Linked DNA regions of Homo sapiens: regions 1, 2, 3, 4 and 6 are each linked to region 5. The links are chromatin loops, found by intact Hi-C in ENCODE. Cell type or tissue: Caco-2. All regions are shown on one strand. Region 1 has its middle 63 kb from the start of FCRL5. Region 2 overlaps LOC107985211 (a long non-coding RNA gene). Region 3 has its middle 47 kb from the start of FCRL5. Region 4 has its middle 93 kb from the start of LINC02772. Region 5 holds the start of LOC101928202 (SLAM family member 5). Region 6 has its middle 56 kb from the start of FCRL5.

Region 1 (5,000 bases), 180 kb after region 5:
GGAGGAGATGCACAAAACCAGCTCACAAGTGGTTTGCAGCTGGCTCCAGCACACACTGTCTGTGGGTGGATCTAACGTTTAAACGTGAAGGACACATTTTTCACATAGCATGGCCCCTAAACACCAGCCAACCATTTCATCAGGAAGAAAATGCAGTCTCTTCTAAAGCAGGAGGAACTCTAAGGGATTCCCAAGAGTAATTGTATTTATTTTTCTATTTCTAAAATGTTATTTTTATTTAATTGACAAAACCATGTATATTTATTGTATATGACATGTTTTTAATACATGTACATTGTAGATGGCTATATGTAGCTAATTAACATATACATTACATCACATACTTATGTTTGTGTGTGTGTGTGTGTGAGATAAGAACACTTAAAATCTAATTTCCTGTAAATTTCCAGGAATACAGTGTGTTACTATTAGCCACAGTCACCATGTTTTAAAATAGATCTCTTGGACTTATTATTCTTCTCTAACTGAAATTTTGTATCCTTTGCCCAACATCTCCTCCCACTCCCCTGCCTCTGGTAATCACCATTCTACTTCCTACTTCGATGACTTCAACTTTTTAGATTTCATGTTTAAGTGAAGTCATGAGGTATTTTTCTTTCTATGCTGGCTTATTTCAATTAACATAATTTCCTCCAAGTTCATCCATGTTGTCATAAATGACAGAATTTTCTTCTAATGGCTAAATTGTATTCCACAATGTATAGATACTACATTTTCTTTATCCGTTCATCATTTTATGCACTCTTAGGTTGATTCCATATCTCAGCTATTGGGAATAGTGCTGCAATAAACATGGAAGTGCAGCTATGTCTTCAACATACTAATTTCACTTCCTTTGGATATATACCCAGAAGTGGGATTGCTGGATCATACGGTAGTTCTGTTTTTAATATTTTGAGGACCCTCCATGCTGTTTTCCCTAATGACTGTACTAATTTCCATCCCCACCAAGAGTGTACTTGGGTTCTTTTCTTCCACATCCTCACCAACAGTTGCTGTCTTTCATCTTTTTGATAATAGCCATTCTAAGAGGTGTGGGGTGATAGCTCACTGGTGTTGATTTGCACTTCCCTGGTGATTAGTGACGTTGTGCATTTTTTCCTATACTCATAGGCCATTTTTATGTCTTCTGAAAAATGTCTATTCAGATCCTTTGCCTATTTTTTAATCAGATTCTTTGTTTTCTTATTATTGGGTTGTTTGAGTTCCTTATATATTTTGGATAGCAATCCCTTACCAGATGCCTGGTTTGCAAATATTTTCTCGCATTCTGTAGATTGTTTCTTCATTCTGTTGTTTCCTTGGCTGCGCAGGAGCCTTTTAGTTTAATGTAATCCTATTTATTTCTTTTTGCTTTTGTTTTCTTCTAGTAGATTTATAATTTCAGGCCTTATATTTAAGTCTTTAATTGATTTTGAGTTGATTTTTGCACATGGTGTGAGATAAGGATCCATTTTCACTCTTCTGCATGTGGAAATCCAGTTGTCCCAACACCAGAGTAATTTTAACTGTATTTAACTTCCACCTTAAAACTTAATTCTTCCCTCCAGTAACCAAAGGAAAGGCATGGTTACTTCTCACCCGCCCTTCTTCTTCACTAGGCCGTCCAAGCCCAGGCTTAAAGGAGTTCCCCTATCTACCTCCCCACCAGACTAAAATTTGAGGGCATAAAATGACTTTATATTTGGGAACCCAGGATGCTTGGAGGCAGGACTTGGCAACCAGCCGGACACTGATTCCATTCCTGCTTCTACCGCTAAGCTCTGTCATCCAGCAGATCCTCAATGGCCTCATCTGGAAAATGGGATAATACTTCCTCTGCAGGGTTGCTGGGAGGACTAAATAGATAGAAGAAAGCCCCACGCGGACGGGCGCAGTGACTCACGCCTGTAATCCCAGCACTTTGGAAGGCCGAGGCGGGCGGATCACGAGGTCAGGAGATCGAGACCATCCTGGCTAACATGGTGAAACCCCGTCTCTACTAAAAAATACAAAAAATTAGCCGGGCGTGGTGGCGGGCGCCTGTAGTCCCAGCTACTCTGGAGGCTGAGGAGGGAGAATGGCGTGTACCCGGGAAACGGAGCTTGCAGTGAGCCGAGATCGCACCACTGCACTTCAGCCTGGGCAACAGAGCAAGACTCCGTCTCAAAAAAAAAAAAAAAAAAAAAAAGCGCTACGAACAGCACAACACACAAAAAACAACAGGGGATCTTCTACTCCCTCCCTTCCCCCATTCTTCCTAGGAGAGACAGGGCTGAGCCATAGTTGGACAATATCGCCACTTAGTGGCTGTGGTCAGAATTGCCCAAAAGACCAACAGTTTCTGGATTTGAGGAAAAAAGGGAAAGCATTTAAAGAAGAGGTGTTGGGATTCTGAGAGGCCATTTGGCATTATGGAAAGTGACTGGGCACTGGTATCTGGAAAACCAGGTTCAGGTCCCAGCCTTGCCAAATATTAGCTGTTTGATCCTAATCAAGTTATGTAACTTCTCTAAGCATCAGTTTCCTCATGTGTAAAATGGAGACAAGAATTGTCATCTCATTAGATTAACTCTGGGTAAGTGTTTATTGCCTTTCTTTTGCTCCTGACCCTCTTCCAGCCCCCTCTCCCCATCCTGATAAACATCACCTTCCTGGTTCCTGACCCCCTCAGTAGTTCTCCTGGCCACATCTTTTCTACTTTATTTTTCAGATGTAGAACCTAATTTCCCCCTAAACTCTTTACCCCTTATGGGGAGAACCTCAAAGTCTACAGTTTTTATCCTCAGTATCTTAGGTTTAAAAACTCTAAATTCTTATACTATTTAGTAACAGACTCCTGGTGACACATTCGTGGTGATAAAATTATGTGGACAATGATCTCTAAAGCACAAAGCAAGTTACTCATTTATAATAGAAAAGATACTCCTGTCTGGGGATGGGTACCAAGTCAGCAAACCAAGATACTCCCCATTAATAAGGGAGTATCTTCCAAATAACAAGGGCTCTTGCTGGACACAGACTCCGAGATGGTCAGGGTGAGGGACTGTTTCTCCCACATTCAGGAACACTCCGAGACCTCGTGACCCCAGCTGGAAACACCTCCCTGGTGGGCTGATGCCTGTGACCCTGCCCCGAGGACACGTGTCCACCAGCCTCGCTTCTGCGCTGACCAGCACCTTCCAAGTATTGAGCCCTCCCTAGATGGGCCAAGCCATAGTCGGCTGGTCTGGGAAAGCCCGGGCTTTAGAACTGCACAGAACTGGGTCTTCCACTTATTATCTGAGTGACCCGGGACAGATTGCTGAACTTGCCTGAGTCTGTGACCTCATCACAATGGGGCACAAGCACCCACTTCAGGGAGTGTCTGCGCTGAGTAAGTGAGGCCCTGTGCTTGCCCAGTGAGGTCCCCGGCAGATGGTCAGCCAATGCTCCTATTTCGTTCTGAACTCAGCGTCTAGGAGATCCTTCCTCCACTCTGAAGGTGCTGGCTTTACCACCAGGCCAGAGTCCAGGGCGCCCCCTCGTGGCTCTGCATTTTCCAAATTTTTCTTCAAAGTAAAACTATTGGACCGGATTGGTGGCTCACACCTGTAATCCCAGCACTTTGGAAGGCAGAAGAGGGAGGATGGCTTGAGCCCAGAAGTTTGAAACCAGCGTAGGCAACACAATGAGACCTCGTCTCTACAAAAAAAAAAAAAAAAAAAAAAAAAAAAATCTAAAAATTATCTGGGCGTGGTGGTGCACACCTGTGGTCCTAGTTACTTGGCAGACTGAGGTGAGAGGATTGCTTGAGCCAGGGAGGTCGAGGCTACAGGAAGCACTGATAGCACCACTGCACTCCAGCTGGGGCAACAGAGGGAGACCCTGTCTCAAAAAAAAAATGTCCTTGAGGATAGGAAACCCCTGAGGATAGATACACACTGATTCTTTTAGTCAACTTATTTCTGCATTTTAAAGTATGAACCACTGAAACCCATTTACAATGAAAGAAAATTTTAAAAGTGTATATTTATAACACTTCCCTCCACACCCCCAGTGGATTCTTCACTCATCAGAAAGAAATGTCATTAAACCTAAGCCAATGGATAAGCTGAATAGATTACGTATTTGTTTCCAAATGACTAGAAAGAACAGGTTATGAAAAAGGCAATTATTTCAAATGAACATTAGGAAACCATGGGGAACTGTATAAATGTGTGCCTGGGGTCACAGTCTCTGGGGTAGAGTTAACTGTGTGGCATGATCCCAAGAGCCTCACCAATGAAAATAACAATCAGAGATAAGACAAGGCTAATAATGAGGCAGAAGCCCTCACTCCTGTCTGGGATTTGGTTAGAGAGTGCAGCCCTGTTCTTGCCAGGACCCTCACTCGGCACCAGCTCCATCAAGGAGTGGATGTTTTCTCCCCCACTGGCCTTCAGAGACCTTCATACCCCGCAAATGATGTTGGCTGCTGTTGCCAAAGTCCTCAAAACCTCCCTACATGGGAGATGGAAGAATTTCTCCTGTGCAGAGATGGCTGTCCCCGGGCATGAACACTTCCATCTCCTGAGATCTACCCTGAGTGTCCTGATGACCTGGAGGGAGATCTGGCCTCTGACCATCACACCCATGTAACCACTCTGCTCTCTGCCCACCCCTTCTTTCCCCTGGACCTTCTGGTCAGGGAATGTGTAGAGGAAAGGAGGGAAGTCCACTGTCCCCATTCCCTGTAGGGTGGGGAGATGCAGGAGAGCCCATTTATTAGAATCTAACCATGCAAAGAACGTCCCCACTCCCACCCAGAAAAAATGTCTACTACTAATTGATTGGCTTGGGTGTCCCTATCCTTGGGGCTTTGAAATAGGTTTTATCCCTTTTGGAAAGCTGTCCCCACCAAAGGACAAAATCTGCTCCTCTAACAAATTTATTTGCAGGCTTCTGAATAATCTCTGGGGGCCCTGGGCATCTGCTCTACGTGTTTACATCTGGCTGTGTGCTCCCTGGCATATTTCATT
Region 2 (5,000 bases), 120 kb before region 5:
TGGAACACAGGCCGTGCTCAGTGACTATCTCAGGAATGGATGTGGAGTCAGCCCCCATGAACGGGGACTCCGAACAGAGCCCAATCAGTTTTCAGTTCTGCTTTCGTAGAGTCAGCAGTGGGAACAGGGTTTTTGTTTGGGACCTAACATTCCTGGGTAAGAGAGGGGAGAAGCCTCACACACAGACCTGGCCGGCCTCTGTGGAAATGATGTCTGGACATGCCTGAGTATCTGACAGGAGCTGTGGTAACAAGAAAGAACATGGGCTCAGGAGTGGCAGCACTTTAAATAAGATAACCTTTATATTTTATAAAAGTTTTTCATTTACAGAAACATTGGGCAGATAGTACCGAGAGTCCCACAGACTCCACACCTAGTTTCACCTTTTATCAACATCTTATGCTATTAACATCTGTTACAATTAATAAACCGATATGGATACATTCTTATGAACTCAAGTCCATACTTTCTTCAGACGTCCTTAGTTTTTACGCGATGTCCTTTTCTGTTCCCAGATCCCACCCTACATACCTCTTTAGGCTCCTCTGGGCTGTGACAGCTACTCAGACTTTCCTTGTTTTCGCTGACATTCGTGAGGGGTACTGGTCAGGTGTTTTGAAGAATGTTCCTCAATTGGGATTTGCCTGATGTTTCTCTCATGATGAGACTTGGAATTTAGGTTTTGGGGAGGAGGATGACAGAGGTAAAGTGCCATTTTCATCGCATCATTTGAGGGTGCATGCTGTCATCGTGACATTACTATTGATGCTGACCTCAACTATCTTGACAAAGGTAAAGCTTGCTGAGTTTCATCCATTGTAAAGTGACTCGTTTTTCCCCTCTTCCACACTGTTCTCTTTGAAAAGAAGTCACCGTGTGCAGCCCAGACTTAAAGAGTAGGGAGTTAAACTTTACCTCCTTGAGAGTGGAATGTCTTCACACATTACTTGGAATTTTCTGCACAGAAGATTTTTTCTCCATTTACTTGTTTCCCATTTATTTATTCAATCAATCATTCCCCTTTTTTAATTTCTTTATTTCTTTCTTTATTCAATCAATCATTTATTTGTATCAGTATAAAGTCATTGATATGTATTTTATGCTTCGGGCTATAATCCAAAGCCACTATATTTATTTTGTAGCTCAGATTGTTCCAGTTTGGCCATTTGGTGCCGTGTTCTTTTGACACAGCCTCATCACTGTGTGCCTTTTTTTTTGAGGACTTTCTTACTTGGACTCTCCAAGATGCTCCAGGCCCATCTTGTATATTTCCTGCTTCAGTTCTAGAAGCAGCCATTTCTCCCAGGAGCTCTAGTTTGGTTTACTGCGGAATTGCTTTAGAAACCAAGATCTGGGCAAGAGGGTCCTTGTTTTCAAGCATTAGGAACGCAGAGAGTGATTTCCCATCTACAGGCAAGATTCCACCTAAGTCCATAAAATCTTATCATTTGCCTCCTTTGTTGGATATGAACAGACTTCAAGGTCACAGATAGGTCAGAAATTCATCACAAACATCTTTAGAAGGGAATGAAGGTAGTTAAAATAAGTCTGCTAAAGGAAATGTCATCTGGGCCCCCAAAATATGAGCAAGTTGAAGTATTCGGCAAGGAAAACATAGGAAGAGTTTGTTGTTTGCTACCAGACAAGCTCAGTAATAGTTGTCCTAGCACAGACGTTATTGTAAAGGTCTGTTGATAAAAACAATCCAGATTGTACTGCAAGTGTAGGACAAGAACAAGTGCTTTGGGGCCAGATTGATTTGGATTTGAATCCTTTCTGTTATTCGTCTGCCTGGAAGCTTGGATAAGTCACTTTGCTTCTCTAAGCCTCACTTTCTCATCTGTAAAGTGGATATACTGATCATGCCTACCTGATAGAGTTGTTTGAGGATTCATGAGATGCATATCAAGTGTGTAGCCTCAGCCCCTGGCACATAGTAAGTGTTTAATAAATGTCATTTGCCTGAAATATGCCAGGGAGCACCTGCCCAGGAAACAGCTATAGCAGATCTGAGGCCACAAGGTCTATTGGACACCTACACATATTATGTTAGAAGAGTAGATTTTGGCTTTTGGTGGTGATTGCTTTAGGAGATGGGTCAAAACTAATTTAAGCCCAAATACAGGAACACCCAAATATAGGCAGAGCAATTAGCAGTAGATAATTGGGGTGAGGATGCTGCTCTATTGCTTAGATTCTGATAAACAGGTCCTCCTGGATCTGCCCACCCTACAGAGAATGGGGACAGTGGACTGCCCTCTTTTCCTCTGCACATTCCCTGGGCAGAAGGTCCAGGGGAAAGAAGAGGTGGACAGAGAGCAGAGTGTTTACATGGGTGGGATAGGCAGAGGCCAGCTCTCCCTCCAGGTCAGGGTCTCCATAGATGGAAGTGTTCAGCCCAGGGGACAGCTACCTCTGTATGGGAGAGGTTCTTCCATCTCCTGTATAGGGAGGTTTTGAGGAGTTTGGCAATAGTAGCCAACATCATTTGCGGGGTCCCACCAACTCTGAAGGCCAGTGGAAGAGAAAGCATCTACTCCTCAATGGAGCTGGCCCCCTCAAGTGAGGGTCCTGGCAAGAACAGGGCTGCACTCTCTAAAGAAATCCCAGCCAGGAGGGAGGGGCCTCTGCCTCATTATTAACCTGGTCTTATCTCTGATGGCTATTTTGATTGGTGAGGTACTTGGCATCATGCTGTGCACTTGAACTCCATCCCAGAGACTGCGACCCTGGGGCAAACATTCAGTTACCCCATGGTTTATTCTACTGCATGTGTGAATTAATTGCCTTTCTTGTTTTGTGAGAGATTTGGTCCTCAAGTGTATAATTTACTCTGCTTATCCATTTGCACATGTTTAATGGTATTTCTTTCTGGTAGGTGAAGAATCACTGTGTTTGTGCGGTGGGGGGCAAGAGTGTTAAAACTATATTTACATTTTTCTTTATTGTAAATGGGTTTCAGTGGCTCATATTTTAAAACGTAGAAGTGAGTTGGCTGAGGAATTCGTGGGTATCTCTCCTCAGGACTCTCCTTTCCCCAAGGACAGTTTTATTTCGAAAGAAAAATTGGAAATGCAGAGCCACGAGGGGGCGCCCTGGACCCTGGTCTGGTGGTAAAGTCAGCACCTTCATAAAGCAAGGATCTCCTAGATGCCGGGTTCAGAATGAAATAGGAGCATTGGCTGAACATCTGCCGGGGACCTCACTGGGCACGCACAGGGCCTCACTTACTCAACGCAGACACTCCCTGAAGTGAGTGCTTGTGCCCCATTGTGATAAGCTCACAGGCTCAGGCAAGTTCAGCAATCTGTCCAGGGTTACTCAGGTAATATAGTGGAAAATGAGATTCAGACCCAATTCTGTGCAGTTCTAAAGACCCGGCTCTCTCAGACCAGCTGACTAAGGCTCATCTAGGGAGGGCTTGATACTTGGAAGGTGCTGGTCAGCGCGGAAGCGAGGTTGGTGGGCGCCCGTGTCCTCGGGGCAGGGTCACAGGCATCTGCCCACAAGGGAGATGTTTCTAGCCGGGGTCACGGAGCCTCGGGATGTTCCTGAATGTGGGAGAAACAGTCCCTCACCCTGACCATCTCGGAGTCTGTGTCCACCAAGAGCCCTTGTGGTTGGGAAGAGACTTTGTTAATGGGAATGGGGTGTCTGGGTTGCTGGTTAGGTGCCTGTCCCCAGACAGGGGTGTCTTTTATTTTAACATTATATAACATTATGTGTTACATACTGTTAAATATATTGTATAATAACAGTATATATATACTGTTATATAACATAATAAGAGTATTATATATGTTATATAATATACAATGTATTATATTGTGTATATATGCAATAATGAATATAATAAAATGTTTTCTGTTTTTAGACTCGAAGTACTGAGGATTTCGAGAATATCTCTCAGGGTGATTTTAGGGGAATTTGTCAGTGCTTCTGAAAATAGGATTGAGAAGATGTGGTCCCGTCCCAGGCGTAACTACTGAGGGCGTCAGGAACCAGTAAGGGGATGATGGCAGCGGCGGGCGGTCCGAAGCGGCCTCTGCCAGGGCCCCCGCTGCGGTGGGGTGCGGGCGCGGGCCGTGGGTCCTCGGGTGCGGACGCCCAGGCGAAGGGTCCCCGGGGCCTGCCGCCCTGGAGCCCGCCCCTGGGAGCTGCTGCGGCTGGGCCGGGCGGGGTCAAGCCACCCGCCGGCGGGGGAACTGCACAGTTGGGCACGGAGGGACCCCGAGGCGGAGCTGGGCCCAGGGCTGTGCCGCACTTGTGCACAGAGTACCGGCAGGCACCAATCGCCCGGCGGTGGCCGCACTAAAGGGGCCCGGGGCTGAAAGCGGGAAGGGTGCCCACTTCCCGGACCTGGCCAGCCTCGCCCACCCTGCTGACGGCGCCAGGTTCCTGCGCCTCCTGAGCTGGAGATTCAGCTCGTCAGGGCACCTGAGGTTGCGTCTCCAGGATCCACCCTGCGTCTGGGTGACCGCCGAGCTAGGTGCTCCCGGCCGCCGGTTCCCGGGCCCGCAGTCCGCTCCCGAAAGCACCCCCCTGGCAGGGTCTCAAGCTGGACGAAGGGGAGCCCCAGGTCACCCTGAGCGCTGGGGCCGCAGTGGGAACTTGCGGCGATGTCACCCCTGCCCTGCATGTCAGCCCAGGCCTGGCGAAGGCCTGAGCCCCGCCCCAGGCTGCACAGCGCAGCAGGAGCGGCTGCGGGAGCAGCGGTGACGGCAGTGGGTCGCCTGTGCCCCATGTCCCCAAGGCAGCTGACTGTGCCATCCCCACTTTCGCAAGCCGGGGCAGGACCAGCTCCCAGGCCGGGAGCCTCGGCTGCTGCCTCGATCTGGCTCCCTGCGGTGACCTGGGAGCCCAGGAACACCTGGCCAAAGGCGCAGCCGGGACTCGCGGGACTGGCCAGCGTGGGATTCATTTGTGCGGGGTTGGTCTGGGCCACTGTGCCACCTGCACCTAGACTGCCTCAGCTGTGGGGAAAGGCAGAGAAGGGGCAC
Region 3 (5,000 bases), 190 kb after region 5:
GTTCTGAGCAATTATCCTGCAAATCCCGCCAGGTGATGGGAATAAATAGGATGCCCATCACTTGAAGGTTTCTTTTTTGGGAAAGTAACACCAAGGGAGCTAACCAAAGCCAAGGACCATGCACCCAAATCCTAGCAAGCATAACTGAAGCCACCAGTTATCTGGGTGTGTCACAAGACATCCTTTTCTTTCCCTTGTTGGAGGAGGACTCAGTTCCACAGTTGCACCTTAGCATTTGGCTTATGATAAGGAGTCCATGCAACCCCCTGGGAAACATTTTTGTCCCAAACTCAATTCCAAGCTTCAGGTCAATGCTATAAGAAAGAGAACTGGGCCGGGCATGGTGGCTCACGCCTGTAATCCCAGCACTTTGGGAGGCCGAGGTGGGCGGATCACGAGGTCAGGAGATCGAGACCATCCTGGCTAACATGGTGAAACCCCATCTCTACTAAAAATACAAAAAATTAGCCAGGCTTGGTGGTGGGTGCCTGTAGTCCCAGCTACTCGGGAGGCTGAGGCAGGAGAATGGCGTGAACCTGGGAGGCAGAGCTTGAGGTGAGCCGAGATCTTGCCACTGCACTCCAGCCTGGGTGAGAGAGCAAGACTCTGTCTAAAAAAAAAAAAAAAAAAAAAAAAAAAGAAAAAAAAGAGAAAGAGAACTGGATCTAACAGATCCAGAGGCAGGCAGCTACAAAGGTTAAAAGGCACAGCGCAGGTGAGCGTGGCTAATTTCTGCTGATTAAGCCAACCCCGAGCTTGCTATTTCATGGATAAAGGCCACGTTAATGTCCATGGCATAAATGAGATCTAGGGAACTCCAAGGCTACCAACAGCAAGGGAGATACGGCATACATGGGTAAGAGTGGATGATTCCCACCCCTAAGGGCCCCCTGCTTCATGGGTGCAAAGCTCTTTTGCACTCACGCCAGACCTGCCTAAGTCGCCCGGACTTGGGGATGCAAGGACGGAAGAGGAAAGAGGACACTCTTCCTTCTCTCCGTCACATCCCCGGGTATCTGCTAGGAAGAGAAGGGAGCCAGGGATGTCTGCTCCCCTCTTTCTAGATGGGTAGCCATTCATCTTCAGTCTGTACCCCTTCCAAATGCATCCTGAACCTCTGGGACTCCTTTAACAGGTGCCTCTTTTTTTCCTTTCTCCTTCTCTGTCCTCTCTTCACTAATAGGTAATTGTGTCTCTGTACTACAAGACACTCCCTTCAGATGCATCCTACAAACTGGAAGGAGTTAATTTCCCAAACCTTAAAATGGCTGCCATAGGATTGGGCTCAGGGGAAGAGAACCCAGAAGCCCAACATGCTGGCAAAAGGGTAAAGTATTTTAACCAGTTGGGCTTTTGGCCTCCCTCTTCCTGTGCAAACTGGTAAAAGGCCTCAGAATTTTTGAGCTGTCCTTAACCCTCCCCTTGTTTCATTTGGATACATGTTTTCTAATAACATAGTTTGTCTCTTCTTGCCTTCAGGCCATCAAACTCCAAATAGTCATGCAGCTGGAGCCTCTGACAATGTCCCCTTCTGCTGGGAAACCTTAAATAGACCTTTGAGGGAGCTCGGACTGTTGTTTCCCCAAAACAGCATCCCCTGTCAGCAGGAAGCAGTTAAAATGGGTCTTCGTCCTTATCCTTAATCTAACAAAAGTTTGATGTACTTCTTTAGAAAGGGGAACGAGACAGCCAGGCGGGAGAGGGCTCCCCGGAAAAACTCCAACCAGCCTGCACAATGGGGTGGAGCCACAGAAGTTCACACCCTTTGTGGGGAGGAGTTGGGCCCCTCCTCTTCCTGTGTGGAACCTGGGATTCCAAGGCAGGCGGGAAGTGCTCTAGCAGGGACTCTGGCATTGCAAGAGTCCCTGTTTGCTCCTTTTCTTCCTCTTTACCCAAAAAAACTTGTCTTACTCACCATTAAAATTGTCTGTGAGCCTGAATTTTCATGACCGTGGGACAAAGAACCCCATTTTTAGCTGAAAGAAGAAAAAGTCCTGCAACGCATGTTCTTGTGTGTTTCTGGAGTTTGTTCATTTTTTTAGTTGCTGAATAGGATTCCATTGTATAGAATTTGTCCAATTTGTTTATCCATTTCCCTATTAAGGGGTATTTGGGTTGTTTCTAGTTTTGGGTGACTATAAACAAAACTACTAAAAATATACTGTATAGGTTCTTCTGTAAATCTCAGCTTTCATTTCATTTGGGTAAAACCTAGGGGGGATTTTCTGGGTTGTACAGCAAGTGTATGCTTAACTTTATAGGAAATTGCCAAACTGAGAAGCAGTTTCTAAAATGTTTATGAATATTTTAGTCTTCAGAGCTGTGCAGGGTGGGCACTGCTATTATTCCACTCCCAGGTGCTCAGCTCTCCTGGTCTGAGCAGCTTGCTGCAGTCACAAAGTTGGCACGTGGTGGATCTAGGGAAGGTGGGCTCAGGCACTCTCACTTGATGCAAGTACTGCTCTCTGCTTCAGTTTCTGTTTTCTCACTGGCTTCCTTTGCTTTCTCACAGTCTCTGCCCTCCTAACGCAGGCTGGCCCAGCCCAGCCTTCTGTGAACCTCCTCCATCGGGACATTTTCCCCGTGGTGGTGCCATCTGGGGCTGCCCATGCCCTGAGAACTGCAGCTGTGTGCCGAATGCCGGCTCTGCTGCTGGCAAGCCACTGGCCTCCAGCTGCTGCCTCCCTTTGCCCCATTCCCTGTCAGGGTCCAAAAGAGACAGAACAGTCAGCTCTCCTGGCTACTCTGCTCAGAGCCCCGCACAGCCCAGGGACCTAGTGACACCTATTGGCCATTTGTTAGAACTGTGGCTGCACTTGAGTTCAATGTGCAACAAGAAGGCTCTGACGCAGCTTCACATTAAATAGGCACATACGTGGCAAAAGGATACGTGCTCATGTTTAAAAATTCAAACAGCTGGTACAGACATACAATAAAAAGTAAAGTTTCTCCTCCCTGTAGCTCGGTTTACTCCTGTGATTAGCGTTTTCTGTTTTTAGTTATCTGGTCAGCACACAAACATAAATAACATGATAATACATGGAAATCCTTGATTTATCCACTTTAGATAGTGTGTTAGTCCATTCTCTCTTGCTATAAAGACATGTTTGAGACTGGATAATTTATAAAGAAAAGAGGTTTAATAGCTCACGGTTCTGCAGGCTGCACAGGAGGCATGACGCTGGCATCTGCTCAGCTTCTGGGAGGCTTCCGGAAACTTACCATCATGACCGAAGGCAACCTGGGAGCAGGTGCATCACATGGCCATAGTGGGAGCAAGAGAGAGAGGGAGAGTGCAGGGGTAGGGGCCACACACTTGTAAACAACCAGATCTCACAGTAACTCACTATTGTGAGGACATTACCAAGGGGGATGGTGCTAAACCATTCATGAGAAATCTGCCCCGGAGATCCAATCACCTCCCACTGCGCCCCACCTCCGACACTGGGGATTACATTTTAAAATGAGATTTGGGCAAGAACACACATCCAAACTATACTAGATGGTGTCTATTACCTACATTGTAGGAAAGATGAAGAATTTAGGGCATTATAGGGCTTTCCTGTCTTCCTGTCCCCTTTACTTCCTGGTTTCAATCTGTAATATGACTAGGTTTTTCTAATGGCTAGATTTATGCTTTAAAAAAAAGGACCTAAATTTCAATTTCTTTCTTTTTCTTTTTTTTCCCTTTTTTTTTTTTTTTTTTTTTTTTTTCTTGAGACGGAGTCTCACTCTCTCGCCTAGGCTGGAGTGCAGTGGAGAAATTTCGGCTCAATGCAACCTCCACCCCCCGGGTTCAAGCAATTCTCCTGCCTCAGCCTCCTGAGTAGCTGGGATTACAGGCGCATGCCACCATGCCTGGCTAATTTTTGTATTTTTATTAGTGACGGGGTTGTACCATGTTGACCAGGCTGGTCTCAAACTCCTGGCTCAAATGATTCACCGGCCTTGTGAATCAATCCCAAAGTGCTGGGATTACAGCTGTGAGTCACTGCACCCAGCCAAATCTCAATTTTTTGATGTATTATTTTTAGAAAAAGTCTATATTGATTCTCCACTACACACACACACATACACAAAGTTAGTGCATGTAGACTTTCCTCTGCTTTCCACCTCCAGAGTTCTGTGAGCCATAATATCACTTTTGTGTTGCACGTGTTTATAGAATTTGAATACTGAAGTAGCCATAATTAAGTGTTCTGTGCTTGAAGTTGATTCTAAAAATTGAAAACCCTTAAACAGTATTTAAGGCATTATTATTATGTAAACACGAGTCACTGCAGAACCAAGTACTGTGATTAGGCCCACGGAAAAGGAAATAAAATACTATGTAATTAAACCTTGGGCACTCAAAGGAGAATGTTCTATGAATAAAGGTCTCTTTTCTCCACTCCATTAATTATCCAGTTACCCACACTTCAGTTACTTCAAATTTGAACCACGACTTTCTTAGACTGTCTTGTTTTCCCTGGATTTCTAATTGTCATTCTATTTGCTGTAATTTTTATTGAAGAATAACATATCTCATCTGATTGTTTAGAATTGACTTAGACCTGCTTAGAATCTTTATTCTGTGTTCTTATTTCTATAATTTCTGGAGTGGAAGTGACTTCCTCTGGTGGAAGTGGAGCAATCTTCCCCAAGTCCTCTGACTTTTTGGATGCATTGTTTTCTGGGGCAGCTGTGTAGCTGTCAGCTTAGAATTTTTTCTGGGACACCTGAGTACTACATTCTCATGGATCTTGTGACATTTTCTTTCTTAGATTTTATTTTTATTGCTAAAGTTTAGATTTGCTGGAACATGTGCTACATCAGTATAACATGGTGATTAAGAGTGGGCCTTCTGAGTTTGAAACTGCTTCATATTAGTCCTGTGGCCTTGGATAACTGGATCTCAGCACTGTGGCATCTTCATCTGTAAAACGGGCACAATGCAGCTCTCTTATAAGTTATTTTGAGATGGAGTGAGACAATATATGTAGTACTGTTAGGACAATGAC
Region 4 (5,000 bases), 56 kb after region 5:
GTTTGGGAAATTAACTCTTTCCAGTTTGTAGGATGCATCTGAAGGGAGTGTCTTGTAGTACAGAGACACAATTACCTATTAGTGAAGAGAGGACAGAGAAGGAGAAAGGAAAAAAAGAGGCACCTGTTAAAGGAGTCCCAGAGGTTCAGGATGCATTCGGAAGGGGTACAGACTGAAGATGAATGGCTACCCATCTAGAAAGAGGGGAGCAGACATCCCTGGTTCACTTCTCTTCCTAGCAGATACCTGGGGCATGTGACGGAGAGAAGGAAGAGCATCCTCCTTCCTCTTCCGTGCTTGCGTCCCTGAGTTCCAGTGACCTTGGAAGGTCCTGCCATGAGTGCAAAAGAGCCTTGCACCCATGAAGCAGGGGGCTCTTAGGGGTGGGGATCATCCACTCTTACCCACGTATGCCCTGTCTCCCCTGCTGTAGGTAGCCTTGGAGTTCCCTAGATCTCATTTATGCTGTGGATATTAATGTGGCCTTTATCCATGAAATAGGAAGCTTGGGGTTGGCTTAATTGGCAGGAATCAGCCACACTCATCTGTGCTCTGCCTTTTGGCCTTGTAGTTGCCTGCCTCTGGATCCCTTAGATCCAGTTCTCTTTCTTAGAACATTGACCCGAAGCCTGGAATTGAGTTTGGGACAAAAATATGTCTCAGGGGCTTGCATGGACTCCTTCTCATAAGCCGAATGTTAAAGTGAGACTCTGGAACTGAGTCCTTCTCCAACAAGGAAGAGAAAAAGATGGCTTGTGACACACCTAGATAACTGGTGGCTATAGTTATCCTTGCTACGATTTGAGTGTAGTGCAGCTTTTTAACTTCCGTTAAAAAAATACTTGATTCAAGTACTGGTCTTTCTTTAGGCCAAATTAATTAGAGCTCTTTTTACAGACATTACACATAATAACACACACAGACAGGCAGAAGAAAACCCAGTCCCTACGAGATTCTTTTTCACAATGAAAAACTTTATGGAGAGTACAAACAGTGATAGTTGTGGGGCTTGGCCTAGTAAAACGTCTTCTAAAAAAAACCCAAAAAACAAAAACAAAAATCTTGCTTAAAACTTAACTGCTGACAGGGTAGAGAAGAGGGTAAAAAAGAGAATAGTTTAAAAATGCCTGGGGAAGAATCTCTTATTCTTAGGCAAGGGGTTCCTCTACCAAGAGAAAAGCTTAATTACTGTCCAATGGAGCTGAACCCCTTGACCAGAGAAGGAGAAGGCTCCAGTGGCTTGTGGTGGAAAATGCCAGCCAGCTGGCTCTGTGAGACCCTTGGGCCATGCATCCCAGCCCTGGCAGGGAGGGGAGAGCAGTGGGGAGCTGCTGCTCACCAGTGGGTCCTGAAAAAGGAAGGAAAATGCTACTAAAAGTCCCAGGAGCTAAGGGGGTTGGGGGCATGGTTTTATCTACTCTCAGGAGTCTGAGGATGAAAAGGCTTAGGAGCAACAGCGAGAGGTTTTGAGTCCCCATTTCATTCACTGCTTCTCTAGCCAAACGTTGGGTGCCAAAAATGTTGCAGAACTTTTCCTTAGTTCAGCTAAAAACAAGGTTCTTTCTCCCACAGCCATGAAAATTCAGGCTTGCAGACAATTTAAATGGTGAGTAAGACAGGGTTGTGGTGGGTGAAAAGGAAGGGGCAAGGAAGAACTCTTGGAAGGTGAGAGTCCCTGCTGGAGCATTTCCCTCCCACTTTTCAAATCCCAGGTTCCACACAGGAAGAGGAGAGGCCCGAGTCCTCCCCACTGCAAAGAGTGCAAATTTCTGTGGCTCCACCCCAGTGTGCAGGCTGGTTAGAGTATTTCTGGGGAGCCCCCTGCCACCTGCCTCTCTCACATGGATGACTCTCAAATGCATTATTCCAAGCAAAAGAAGCTATTCTCAAAAGACTGCAAACTGTGTGATTCCATGTTGATGACACTCTTACAAGACAAAACTATGGGGACAGCAAACATACCAGTGGCTGCCAGAGATCATGGTAGAAAAAGAGGTTCACAACCAAGGGAAATAAGAGAAGGAGTTGTGGTCAGAGATAACTCTGACTTCCTGGTTGTCACTCCTGCCCCCACATGGCGTGTGACTTGTTTCAGCTCCCCAAGGCTTAAGGTGCTATCCTGGGAAGCAGTGGGTTTCTCCTTCCCTGGAATTAACCAAGCAGAGGCTGGAGGAACTCTTAGCAGAGAGGTGACAGAAGTCCTGAAAGCTTTTGCCACTGACAGACAATAAATACATATTTCACCACTGACCCTATGACATGCAATAACTCTAGTCATTTCTTTTCTCTTCTCCCCTCTCCTCCTATCCCCTCCTCCTCTCTGTTTTCTTCTTCTCTATGGGTGGGGCCCAGCAATCTATGGTTCAACGGGCGTTTCAGGTGATCCTGTTGCTTCCTAGAGTTTGAGAGTCACTGCCTTAGGGAAAAGAATAGATGTGCTCCAAATTGCAAACAGGTAGGGAAAGAATTGCACCTTCATGACGATGAAAGAGTCAAAGGTGGCCTTGTACTTAACGTGTCATAATATCTGCAGTTGGAGGCTCAGGAGTTCGATCCACAGAGCAAACTCAATGAGAACACAGGGTCAGCATCCACAAACATCCTCAGAAGGGTGAAGCCTTTCAACTGTGATGCCTTCAGGAAAAATCCACAGAGGCCAGGAAGAAAAGTGATGGCAACAAAAAGTTGTTTCAAGCAAATGGGATAAAATTAGTAAGGTCATGGGTAAAATGCAGTTAAGAGATTATGAGATATTCATCCCAAGTATGATGGTGACCAAAGTCCTATTTACAAAGAGGAGATTTATGGGGATCCTGAGATAAGAAGAACTTGTGTTCAAACAAGATATTTAAAAACAAAAACTCTCATGGTTCTACAGACCTGAGAATGGGGTTAACAAGACAGTTCTCATTAAATGAAGGAGGTAGCCTAATAAATTAAGGGGATCATGAGGCCTCTGGACTCCAGTCTTCCCAGATTTGGGAAAGATCAGATGCATATGGTTTCTGCATTTTGATTCTCAGCCATGATTCGAGGCCTTTCCTTAGAATCAGGTGCCTGGCTTCGTGGTCTCCATGCCATAGGCCCTGGACCTGAGCTGTTTGTGGCAGGTTCTGTTCTCTGGGCATGTTGTACTGGGGGCCCTGACCATCCTCTTCATGTTTGATTTCCTGCTCTTGTGTGACCTGCCTAAACTTGACAGGAGTTTCTTTGTGACACTGCATCCTTTTCCTGAGAGCATGCTGACATTTGGCCCCATTTGGGGAAACTCTGGCAACATGGCAGAGCACAAATGAATGAAATTCCAGGCATTCCATTTGGAGGCAGGGATGGTCCGTCCGGAGACACAGGTGGGTCTAAAATCCTGCAAAGATTGGAAGGGCTTCATGTGGCCTAGGAATGATGACAGATTTGTGGGTCTTAACAGTGACCACCATATGGAGACACATTCCAAGAACAGAAGTTGAGTGTGCAAGGTCTGCAGACAGACGCCCAGCTCTGTCACTTTCTAACTGGGTGTGCCTGGACAACTTATGAAAAGTAGTTTCACATCTTTCTAAAATGGAAATATGAATATATTAATGGTACCTACTGTTATAGGGCCAATAGGTTTCTATGACCGCTGTGCAGTAACAGACCACTTACACTAGGTCAGCAGGGTTTGCAGCAGAGAAAGAGTTTAGTGATCACAGGGCACTGAGTGAGAAGATAGAAGAAGATCCTCAAATCCATCTCCCTGAGAAGTTCTGGGCTGGGGTTTTTAAGGATATCGTGGAGGGTGAGATGCCAGAAAATTGGGGTTGTTGATTGGTTGGGGTAAGGGGGAAGAAATAATCAGCAATTGGAAACTGCATATTTTGGTGAGTCAGCTGCTCCTGGGATCATTCAGACCCACTGAGTCAGTAGTTTAATCAGTATGCAAGACCTGAGGGAATATCTCAAAGGGAAAACATAACATTTCAAGTTGTTATTTATAGAACAGTTGATAGGAACTATAATCTTAAAAGAGGATCTACATGATTCTGAGGCCATAGGCACCAAACAACTGTGGGGAAGCAGTTAGAAAGCAGCAGACCTCATGATTAGTGCTGAAGGTGCTGCAAGCTCGGTTTATTTTCACTTCTACCCTCTTCCTCTCCCTGTCCCCAATCCCAGGATTCAGAAAGACAATTATGAGAGTTCAGAGGTGTTGGTGCCTCTATGATGCTGCAAGCAACATTTTCCAGGATGGCCTTGAGCTTGGGTGGGAAAGCAGGCATGGTAATGGGAATGGGTCAGGCACAGGCTGCTGAGGACAGAGCATTGGAAAGACCATCATGACCTTTAGAATTCTGTAATCAGTGGATTTGACCTTTCATAAATTGCCTGAAGTTCTGTAGCATGTAGCAATTCATAAATTTACAAATACAAAAACATTGCATTGTGTATTCTCTGAGGTTGGTGTATTGTAGATGGCTTAGCTAGTGAGTGAGCCTAGTAGGCTGCCAAGTGATCCTAAAATCATGGCTTAGTGGCTCTCGTGCTGTACATTGTTGAACCACTCTAACTGTTAGAAATGCCTTCCTGAAAACTTTCTCCTTCTAAAAGTCATCATTTGTATCTACATTTTGTTCCTAGTATACAAAGTGTCATTCCCTCCTCCATAAAGTCGCTTCAAATAGCTGAAGAGCTACAGCGTGGAACAGGCCAATATGGGAGACACCAGGGACTGGTAGGCCCTCATTTCAACACCGCATCAGAGGAATCCAGAGGCTTATCTAAGGGAGAACCTGTTTGTCATTGAAATCGTCCACCATTCAATGAAGTTGCAGTTCTTGCTTGAACCACTAGGTGTCACTGACACTATGCGTGGCAGACACTAGTGTGGGGCTGAGAATGAGTCCCCTGTTAAAAGTCAAACATGCCCTTTGAATCCCAATTTTGACTTAAATTGTTTTATTATCACATTACTCAAAGGCATACAAACAAAATCTAGACACCGTATGCTTATCTCAAAACAA
Region 5 (5,000 bases):
TCTTTCTTTCTTTCTCTTTCTCCTTTCTCCTTCCTCCTTCCTTCCTTCCCTCCCTCCCACCTTCCTTTCTTCCTTCCTTCCTTCCTTCCTTCCTTCCTTCCTTCCTTTCTTTCTTTCTTTCTTTCTTTCTTTCTTTCTCTCTCTCTCTCTCTTTCTTTCTTTAGTAATCCTCCAAATCTAGTGCCTAGTGGAGAAAACTCTACCCAGTTAGACATATTTCCAGGTAAAGAGCATCGTATAAGCAGAGAAAGCCTGCGTTTTGCTGTTGATAGAAAGGAGATCTAACCCCTTTCTATTGCAAAGCTCATTGTTCCTTCAAGACCTCCTGTGTTACAAGTGCTCTGTAATCCATTAGATTTCATATAATTCCCTGTAAGTCCGATTAGTGGCTGGGATATAAAAGCAAAAAATTATAACAAGAACAGCTTTCATCAAAATGCACTAAATCTTATTATTTTCTCATTTTAAAATTTAATTTTATTACACTTACAACCATATAATCGTTCATAAAATAATGATTGTGATATACAGCCTAGATTAGGACAGTCTTTTTTGCAGTTCACTTTTTGCTTAACTTTCTGTATTCTCTACTTTCTCCCTCTCTCTGTGTTTTCTTCCTCAATTTTATGTCCTCTCGTAGCCCATGTTGGCAATCTACTGATTCCTTCCACATTTTTAGCATAGTCTTAGAAACATTTAGATGCTTAAATTTTGGTGACTGTGTTTCCTTTTATGAAGCGAGATTGTATTGTATTCAGTTTCCTGAGTCTTGCTGATGGGAATCTATGCATCTTAATTCATGGAAGTTGAACAGTCCTTCCAGATAACTAGAACATTTGTTTTTGTAACCTCCATAATATGCAATGGTACAGACACTCTTTGACTTGTTCACATGTTCCTGAATTGATGGGCTCCTCCTGTTTCTTTCTAGGGTTTTTCCTAGAACCGTGCTGTAATAAACATGGTCTGAGCAGCATTTCCCAGTGGAGGAAAAGGCACCTCACAGGGATGTGAAGGGTGCCCACTATATACACATTTTACCCAAAGGTAAGTTCTTTTTAATTTTTAAAATGAACAGTAATGCAAATTACAAACACGACTTTAAGATTGAGACGTTCAAGGTCCCTCTCTTTTGTGATGATTTGCTTGGAGAGCAGCCCTAGGCCCATGCAGTGGGTGACGATTCTCTCAGTGCAGCGAAGGTAGCCCTGGCTCGGGGTTCCCAGCCTTCTCACTACCAAAAAATGTTTCATTCTTTCCATCTTGGGACTCCAACCAAATATGTTGCATTCGTAAATCATAACAGAGTGTTTTTCTGTGTTGTTGCCCAAAGACATCAGAAGTTGAACAGCCCACCCGTTGGTCAGAGCCCAGCTAGCCCAGCCCTCTCCAATTGCCCTCCCTTCCCAGGGACCCTGCCACTCACTGAGGAGGAGGCTGATGAATACCAGGAGCCCAGTCATCCAGAAGAAGGACCGGTTCTTGGAGCAGGACCCCATGGCAGGTTGCCTGCTGGCCTGTTCAGCTGCAGCGGAAACAGAAGAGAGGAAGAGGTAAGAAAAGAGGACGAGCTTGATCAAGGAGCCCTTCACAGTTTCCCCACTTCAAGGGCAGGGCCAGCAAGTTACTACTGGGGAGACAGCCCACGAGTCGAGAGAAAACCATTCAGCTCTTTCCTCCCCTCCCAGTCCCCACAGTACCACACATAGTCAATAAGTAATTGCAGAAGAAATAAAGGCATAACCTCATTCTGTGATGTTCCTGGCAGTGTATTAGACAGGCCCCCTTCTCTCGGGCACAGCCAGCTTGGTGTTCCCTCCCACACCCTCTCCTGACACTCACCTGCTTCTCTGGGTTCACAGCTCTGCCCCAGGTGGCCGTGGTCACCAGTGTCAGCCTATGGTCAGGCACAGAAGTCACCCTCTTACAGCAAGGCTGGGCTATGCCCTTCCTGAACTTGATGACTTTACTTTGTCCCTACCTCACATAATAAGTTAAATTTCTGTTTTGATTTTTCAAAAACTTCAATTCTCAGTTGCCTAAGTAAGAAGCTGTAAGCAAAAGAACAGATCTCCTGTGGAGAGTGTTAACTCCCCACATCTCCAATGCAAATATCAGCATTTACTTGTTGCAGGCGGCTGTGTGGTTTCTCAGCTCCCACTAGGGGTCATCAACTCTCCATACACGCAGGGTAAGAAGAACCCCCTGCAGAAGCTGACAGGCTCTTGGCTGCATCACAACTAAATTTTCCTTTCAGCCTGTGTCAGCTCTGCTCCTAGTATTTCAAAGGGGTGGGGCAGAGAAGTTCACACTCCCTCTGCCACAGCCTCAGCAGCCTGAAACCCACCACTACCTGCTGAGGCTCAGGTGATGTCCTCTTCTCTCCAGACCTGGATACTCCAGGACATTTAAGAACTCCCCCTCCCATTAGCCTGAGGGAGGAGCACCATCTTCTTAACCCCCAGGCACCGCCTCCTTCTCCTCAAGTAGTCTCCCCTGATGGCTGCCCAGGCAGAACACCCCCAAGGCTGGAGCTGCAGGCCTGACCCCAAGACCATCTCAAGGTAGTCAGGTTCCTGGGTATTAAACCCATTTAATCAATGTGAAACCCAAATCCCAGAGGTGTTATGCGACCTGTGAAAGGTCACATGGCTAATCAAGCAACAGGGTCTGGACTCCTGACCACAAGCTCAGGACTTGTCACTGATATCACAGCCGCTCTCCCATCCCACTATGTGGCCCCATGCACGTCATCTTGAGTGAACCCTCTGTTCTCACCCAGAACTGCTCTGCAGATTTCCAGGAGAGAGGATATTCAAGATTGGCTCGATTCTGACTACCCCACGTGGTAATGAGGAAGTTACTGCAAAAGGCAGTCCATGAGTTCTAGAGTTGGAAACTCCTTGTGTGGAATCAAAATTTGGGCAGCTTATCTGCTGGTCACCCTCAGGGCAATGGGGATTAAACCTCATAAGCGCCCCACCCCTATGCCCACAGCTCTCCAGACTGAACTTCTTTGAGAAGTGCTTGGCTATGAACACTATTTGTAAGGAAGGAGAATGCAAAAGATGAACCTTCAGAGAGGAAACCAGCCCTGTGGCTAGAAGCCAGGAACTCTGGAGAGAGTCAGCAATGAACGTTCCATGCTGGCAAAACACCAGGGATGTTTAAAAATCCAGACCTCTAATCTCATTTTTGACATCCCAGCCATCCTGTGCAAAGGCATAAACATGTACATGGGCACAAACCCCAACCATGGGAATTTTGGTAAGTTAATTACACACAACTGCCTAATGCTGGTAATGTTTTGGTGAGTTAAAGGAAGGCAGCAGCAGAATGTGTGAGTCACCAAGTGCCAGATGGGAGATAAGTGGAGACTTCTGGGTAGTCTGATATGTTATTGTCCATGTGCCTTGCATTTGTGTTTGTGGATTGGAAGAAGCAAACACATCTTCCAGTTTTTACAGACTGTTTTTGGAAGACAAAGACCTTCTCCTCTTTGGTCTCCAGGCTTATAGGATTGCTTCTCAGTTCTAAGTTCAATGGGGTTGGAGACATGTTATGTGGCTTTAGCTGGGTCCAAATATGGTCCGTCGTTGGTGGAACTGTTATCAGCAGCTCAAGTGGCTGTAGATTCTGTCTGGTCCTTGAGTGCATTGGACTTTGTCTAAAATCTTGTTCATTAGGGCTACACTGTTTCAAGGTTCCACAGTTGGGCCTGCAGATGGTGGTTCTGTTTTCATGAGTGTGATGACAGTAGCTCTTTCTGAGTCCCTGGAGTGCTCCTACTGGATCACTGGATGGGTCCCTGGATTGACAAGACTGTCCTTGTACTGTTACTGAGAGTGGTGGAACTGAGTCACAGGGCTGCTTCAGGGTTCACAATTTGCAAGCAGGTCTCTGGAGGATTAGACGGGTATGCCTCCTACCATGTTCATGGTAGGGAAAGACTGCCCCTGGACCATGACTGAGCAGGGCTAAAGCAGGGCTGCTTCAGAATCTGCAATCAGTCCAAAGTTAGAAGATGTACCAACATGAGCACAGACAGACATATCTCCCAGTGGGCTCCTGGGTGGCTAGGAATACTCTCTGCCCACAACTGGGTGAGAATAAGTTGTGTTTCAGAATGAAATCAATAGTCACGGTGGAAATGAGGACAGAAGGGGCTGATGCCAAGTGCCTTGCTTCAGGGTTCTCTGTCAAGATCAAAGTCAACAGGCCTGTCGCCCAAGGCAGGGGTGGTTATGACTCCTCTCAGGTCCCTTGGCAGATTGTTCTGGTGGCAGGACCAAAGCCAAAGAGAGCTATATCCAGATTTACTGGGGCAAAGTGTTGTTTCCAGGTCTGTATCCAGGAACATGTACAGTGAGCCTGCTACCTGGTTGTGAAAACACCCTCTCAAAACAGCTCTCTTCAGTCTTGGGCTCTCCTAAGGTTTTGCTGCCTTTGACCTGGAGTCCAATACGCTCACAACTGTACTTTGGTCTGTGGAAGGCTCTCAAATTCTTGTTGCTGTGGGAGGATATGAGTGGGACATCCCCTACTCTATATTCTGCTCTCAAATTTTATTTTACAGAGAGACACTAAACTACCCAATCAAAAAGTTCAATGAACCCAAAGTAAGATTAATTCAAAAACATCCAAACCTAGACATATCAAAATGAGATGATCAAAAGCCAAAGTCAAACAGAGAATCTTCAAAGCTGAAATAGAAAAGTGAGGCTGCATATTCAAGGGATCCCCAATAACACTGACAGCTAATTCCAAGAATGCCAACGGGCACTGTAATGACATATGCAAAGTGTTCAGAAAAAATCTTACAACTAAGAATTTGCTGTCCTTCAAAACTATGCTTCACAAATCAAGGAGAAGTTAAGACATGCCCACAGAAACAAAAATGGAGACTTGTCACTAGCAGACTTGCGATATAACAAATGCAAAGGGAGTCATTCAATCTGAACTGAAAGACACTAGAAAGTCAATAAAAGCTATATGAACAA
Region 6 (5,000 bases), 180 kb after region 5:
ACTGCATATTAGATTCACGTACTGTTTTTCTTCTTACATGGGAATGGGGGACAGTCTGGCCTGGTCTGTCATTTTTCTGATGATATCATGAGTCAAACCATGTCTCCCCTTTCTATTTGCATCTTCCCCCTGGAACTTAAGTTGAGAGAGACACATGTTGATGTTGATGTTCTCTGCTTAGCTACTGTGTAGACACAGATGGGTTGAGAGGCTGGACTGTGGGTAGCTATATTCTGAAAGCTTAGTTTCTGCGGTCTTTCTCTGAATTTGTTGGAAACATTTGCACTTCACGTCAATGTCCAGGGCTTATGCAGTGTTTTCCAGTGATGGTAGTACCCCATTGATGTACATGTCTGTGAGTGTGCATGTGTATTTTAATTTCTGAAAGACCTACCGCCTTGGTAACCAGTATTATTTGTGTTACTATTTCTGGGAGCAGAGCCTAAAGAAAACAGCAAGGGCTGGGTGCAGTGGCTCACGCCTGTAATCCCAGCACTTTGGGAGGCTGAGGTGGGCAGATCACAAGGTCAGGAGTTCTAGACCAGCCTGGCCAGCATGGTGAAACCCTGTCTCTACTAAAAAAACAAAAATTAACCAGGCATGGTGGTGCGCATCTGTAATCCCAGCTACTCAGGAGGCTGAGGCAGGAGAATCACTTGAATCCAGGAGGCGAAGGTTGTAGTGAGCCGAGATCATGTCACTGCATTCCAGCCTGGGTGATAGAGCGAGGCTCTGTCAGAAAGAAAGAAAGAAAGAAAGAGAGAAAGAGAGAAAGGAAGAAAGGAAGGAAACAGCATGCTCATTGCAAACCCTTCTGGGGTAAGGATGAAGAGCTTTGCAGAAACTACAAAGTTTGTTTCCTGAAACAAAAGGCAGAGCAGGGTATCTTGGCTGTTATAGGGCTGAGATTTGGGTTCACTTGGAATTGAGCCATTCTTCACTCTTGAGATGCTTACTTAATGCAGATCAGCTCCCACTGTAGATGTTAGAGAGACCTGTAATTACAATGGAATATTTGGAAATTTTTCTAACAGATGCCTAGCCACATCCTCACATTTCTTGGTGTGTGCAGCACCACTGTGGGAAAGAGCTGGTAGCTTGAGTGAATTAATGGGACTCTTCTCCTTATATGTTAATTTGCAGAGGCTAGGGAGGGATGGAACCCACACATGGATTCCCAGCTTCCCAGTTGTGCTCCCAGGATATGATGCTGTTCTGCTTAAGACTCCTTTCAGAGCTCACGCCTGAAGGTCCAGACCTGTGATGGCTGAGCTGAGCTGAGCAGGGCAGGGCAGGGAGGGTAATCCACGTATTTGGCCTCATAGTTGAGATCCTGTGTCAGCAGCTGATGGTTCTGGGGTATGTTGCCTCTGATGACAAAGCTGGTGGAGGCAGGTGTGTTGGGGCCTTAAGACTACAGGGGCCTCCAGGGCAGGGGTGAAGCAGCTGCACCACTTGACCCAAGTTGCACCTGGTGGCGGTGTCAGGAAGGATGGAGCAGACCTGGTAGTTTCTGCTCCCCAAGGTCTGGCTAGCTCTCATTCACTGAAGGACACAAAGAAAATATTAATAGCTACTACAATAGTTTGTGTTTATATATAACTCCTTTAGGGAAATATTTCAAAGGTAATTAACATTACAATGAATCAATACAGCAAGGGATTGTGGAAAATGGGGTATAAGTGAATTGAATTATTGGAGTTGTATTATTCAATGTATTGCCATATTAAAAGGATGGGTTGATGATTTTTAAAATAGCTAATTTTTAAGTAGGAGTTTTAAAAATTACTCAAATGATGATCCATCATGTGTACAGTAAATAGACTTAAGTACATGACCAGTAGACCAAAAAGATGTGAATGCACATTAGTGATGTTAAAAAGTCCAAATTACCCATTTAGTTCCAGTAAAATAACATTACCTAGTACATTATATTAACTTGAATTTTATTGCTTTGTTTCTATTTCTATACTTTTAATTTTATAGTTTTGAGAATACGTTATATAGATTTTGTGTTTGTATGCCTTTGAGTAATGTGATAATAAAACAATTTAAGTCAAAATTGGGCTTCAAAGGGCATGATGTTTCACTTTTAACAGGGGACTCATTCTCAGCCCTCACGCTAGTGTCAGCCACGCATAGTGTCAGTGACACCTAGTGGTTCAAGCAAGAACTGCAACTTCATTGAATGGTGGACGATTTCAAAGAAAAACAGGTTCTCCCTTAGATAAGCCTCTGGATCCCTTTGATGAGGTGTTGAAATGAGGGCCTACCAGTCCCTGGTGTCTCCCATTTTGGCCTGTTCCACACTGACTCGTCAGCTATTTGAAGCAACTTTATGGAGGAGGGAATGACACTTCGTATACTAGGAACAGAATGTAGAAACTAATGATGACTTTTAGAGTGAGAAAGTTTTCAGGAAGACATTTCTAACAATTAGAGTGGTTCAACAATGTACACCACAAAAGCCACTAAGCCATGACTTTAGGATCACTTGGCAGCCTGCTGGGCTCATTCACTAGCTAAGCCATCTACATCACACCAACCTCACAGAACACACAATTCAATTTTTTTATATTTGTAAATTTATGAATTGCTACGTGCTACAGAACTTCAGGCAATTTATGAATGGTCAAATCCACTGATTACAGAATTCTAAAGGTCATCATGGTCTTTACAATGCTCTGTCCTCAGCAGCCTGTGCCTGACCCATTCCCATTACCATGCCTGCTTTCCCACCCAAGTTCAAGGCCATCCTGAAAAAGTTGCTTGCAGCATCATAGAGGCACCAACACCTCTGCATTCTCATAATTGTCTTTCTGAATCCTGGGATTGGGGACAGGGAGAGGAAGAGGGGAGAAGTGAAAATAAACCGAGCTTGCAGCACCTTCAGCACTAATCATGAGGTCTGCTGCTCTCTAACTGCTTCCCCACAGTTGTTTGGTGCCTATGGCCTCAGAATCATGTAGATCCTCTTATAAGATTATAGTTCCTATCAACTGTTCTATAAATAACAACTTGAAATGTTATGTTTTCCCTTTGAGATATCCCTTCAGGTCTTGCATACTGATGAAACTACTGACTCAGTGGGTCTGAATGATCCCAGGAGCTGCTGAATAATCAAAATATGCAGTTTCCAAATGCTGATTATTTCTCCCCCCTTACCCCAACCAATCAACACCACCAATTTTCTGGCCTCTCACCCTCCACTATATCCTTAAAAACCCCAGCCCAGAACTTCTCAGGGAGATGGATTTGAGGATCTTCTTCTATCTCCTCACTCAGTGCCCTGTGATCATTAAACGCTTTCTCTGCTGCAAACCCTGCTGACTTAGTGTAGGTACTATTAATATATTCATATTTCCATTTTAGAAAGATGTGAAACTACTTTTCATAAGTTGTCCAGGCACACCCAGTTAGAAAGTGACAGAACTGGGCATCTGTCTGCAGAGCCTGCACACTCAACTTCTGTTCTTAGAGTGTGTCTCTAGATGGTGGTCACAGTTATGACCCACAAACTTGTCATCATTCCTAGGCCACACAAAACCCTTCCAATCTTTGTAGGATATTAGACCCACCTGTGTCTCCAGACAGACCATCCCTGTCTTCAAATGGAATGCCTGGAATTTCATTCAATTATGCTCTGCAGTGTTGCCAGAGGTTCCCCAGATTGGCTCAAAAGTCAGCACACTCTCAGGCAAAAAGGTTGCAGTGTCACTTGATTCCAAGGAAACTCTTGTCAAGTTTAGGCAGGTCACACATGGGCAAGAAATCAAACATGAAGAGGATGGTCAGGTTCCCCAGCACAACATGCCCAGGGAGAGAGCACCTGCCACAAACAGCTCAGGTCCAGGGGAATCATAGCTGAGAATCAAAATGCAGAAATCATTTGCATCTGATCTTTCCCAATTCTGGAAAGCCTGGAATCCAGAGCCATCATGATCCCCTTAATTTATTAGGCTGCCTCCTTCATTTAATGAGAATTGTCTTGTTAACCCCATTCTCAGGTCTGTAGAACCATGACAGTTGTTGTTTTCAAATATCTTCTTTGAATACAGGTTCTTCTTATCTCAGGATCACCATAAATCTCCTCTTTGTAAACAGGACTTTGGTCACAGTCATACTTGGAATGAATATCTCATAACCTCTTAACTGCATTTTGCCCATGACCTTGCTAATTTTATCACATTTGTTTGAAACAACTTTATATTGCCATCGCTCTTCTTCCTGGCCTCTGTGGATTTTTCCTGAAGTCATCATAGTTGAAGGGCTTCACCCTTGTGAGGGTGTTTGTGTGTGCTATGCCTATGTTATCATTGAGTTTGCTCTGTAAATCTATGGCTCAAACTCCTATGTCTCCAACTGCACATATTGTGACACATTAAGTACAAGGCCACCTTTGACTCCTTCATCATCACAAAGGTGCAATTCTTTCCCTATCTGTTTGCAATCTGGAGCACATCTGTTCTTTTCTCTAGGGCAATGACTCTCAAACTCCAGGATGCATCAGAATCACCTGGAAGGCCTGCTGAACCACAGATTGCTGGGCCCCACCCATAGAAAAAAAATAACAGAGACGGGGGTGGGAGGGGATAGGACGAGAGGGGAGAAAAAAAAAGAAACAACTAGAGTTATCACATGTCATAGGGTCAGTGGTGAAATATGTACTTATTGTCTGTCAGTGGCAAAAGCTTTCAGGACTTCTGTCACTTCACTGCTAACAGTTCCTCCAGCCTCTGCTTGGTTAATTCCAGAGAAGGAGAAACCCTCTGCTTCCCAGGATGGCACCTTCAGCCTTGGGGAGCTGAAACAAGTCACATGCCATGTGGGGGCAGGAGTGACAACCAGGAAGTCAGAGTTACCTCTGACGACAACTCCTTCTCTTATGTCCCTTGGTTGTGAACCTCTTTTCCTACCATAGTCTCTGGCAGCCACTGATGTGTTTGCTGTCCCCATAGTTTTGTCTTGTAAGAGTGTCGTCAAAATGTAATCATGCAGTT

The links. Peaks named below come from ENCODE experiments on the same cell type or tissue, not always from the same donor. Only the 100,000 strongest peaks of a DNase experiment are listed, where the experiment ranks them.
Region 1: a loop joins it to region 5, with 23 times the contacts of the local background. A loop is called at or near these places in 9 of 110 quality-filtered maps.
Region 2: a loop joins it to region 5, with 5 times the contacts of the local background. A loop is called at or near these places in 7 of 110 quality-filtered maps.
Region 3: it touches region 5 in a loop (19-fold over the local background); 5 of 110 quality-filtered maps call a loop at or near these places.
Region 4: a loop joins it to region 5, with 11 times the contacts of the local background. A loop is called at or near these places in 3 of 110 quality-filtered maps.
Region 6: it touches region 5 in a loop (11-fold over the local background); 9 of 110 quality-filtered maps call a loop at or near these places.

What each region holds. Positions count from the first base shown.
Region 1 is chr1:157,487,252-157,492,251 of GRCh38, forward strand. No RefSeq gene overlaps it. Among named protein-coding and RNA genes, the nearest start is that of FCRL5, 63 kb to the right of the region's middle. RefSeq lists an enhancer at 3,331-3,470. In Caco-2, CTCF peaks have their summits at 2,305 and 3,520 (motif pointing left); DNase peaks (open chromatin) are centred at 2,290 and 3,510.
Region 2 is chr1:157,190,727-157,195,726 of GRCh38, forward strand. LOC107985211 (a long non-coding RNA gene) reads left to right here. Exons shown (of 4, transcript XR_007066653.1): 4 at 1-453. Among named protein-coding and RNA genes, the nearest start is that of ETV3, 55 kb to the left of the region's middle. RefSeq lists a silencer at 3,058-3,290. In Caco-2, a CTCF peak has its summit at 3,112 (motif pointing right); a DNase peak (open chromatin) is centred at 3,115.
Region 3 is chr1:157,503,063-157,508,062 of GRCh38, forward strand. No RefSeq gene overlaps it. Among named protein-coding and RNA genes, the nearest start is that of FCRL5, 47 kb to the right of the region's middle. RefSeq lists an enhancer at 2,496-2,735. In Caco-2, a CTCF peak has its summit at 2,780 (motif pointing left); a DNase peak (open chromatin) is centred at 2,759.
Region 4 is chr1:157,365,273-157,370,272 of GRCh38, forward strand. No RefSeq gene overlaps it. Among named protein-coding and RNA genes, the nearest start is that of LINC02772, 93 kb to the left of the region's middle. RefSeq lists a silencer at 4,771-4,840. In Caco-2, a CTCF peak has its summit at 4,817 (motif pointing right); DNase peaks (open chromatin) are centred at 2,109, 2,559 and 4,779.
Region 5 is chr1:157,309,157-157,314,156 of GRCh38, forward strand. LOC101928202 (SLAM family member 5) reads right to left here and starts at 2,146. Exons shown (of 6, transcript XR_001738254.2): 1 at 1,843-2,146; 2 at 1,427-1,525. RefSeq lists an enhancer at 617-1,816. In Caco-2, a CTCF peak has its summit at 2,152 (motif pointing right); a DNase peak (open chromatin) is centred at 2,185.
Region 6 is chr1:157,494,084-157,499,083 of GRCh38, forward strand. No RefSeq gene overlaps it. Among named protein-coding and RNA genes, the nearest start is that of FCRL5, 56 kb to the right of the region's middle. In Caco-2, a CTCF peak has its summit at 2,147 (motif pointing left); DNase peaks (open chromatin) are centred at 2,198 and 4,528.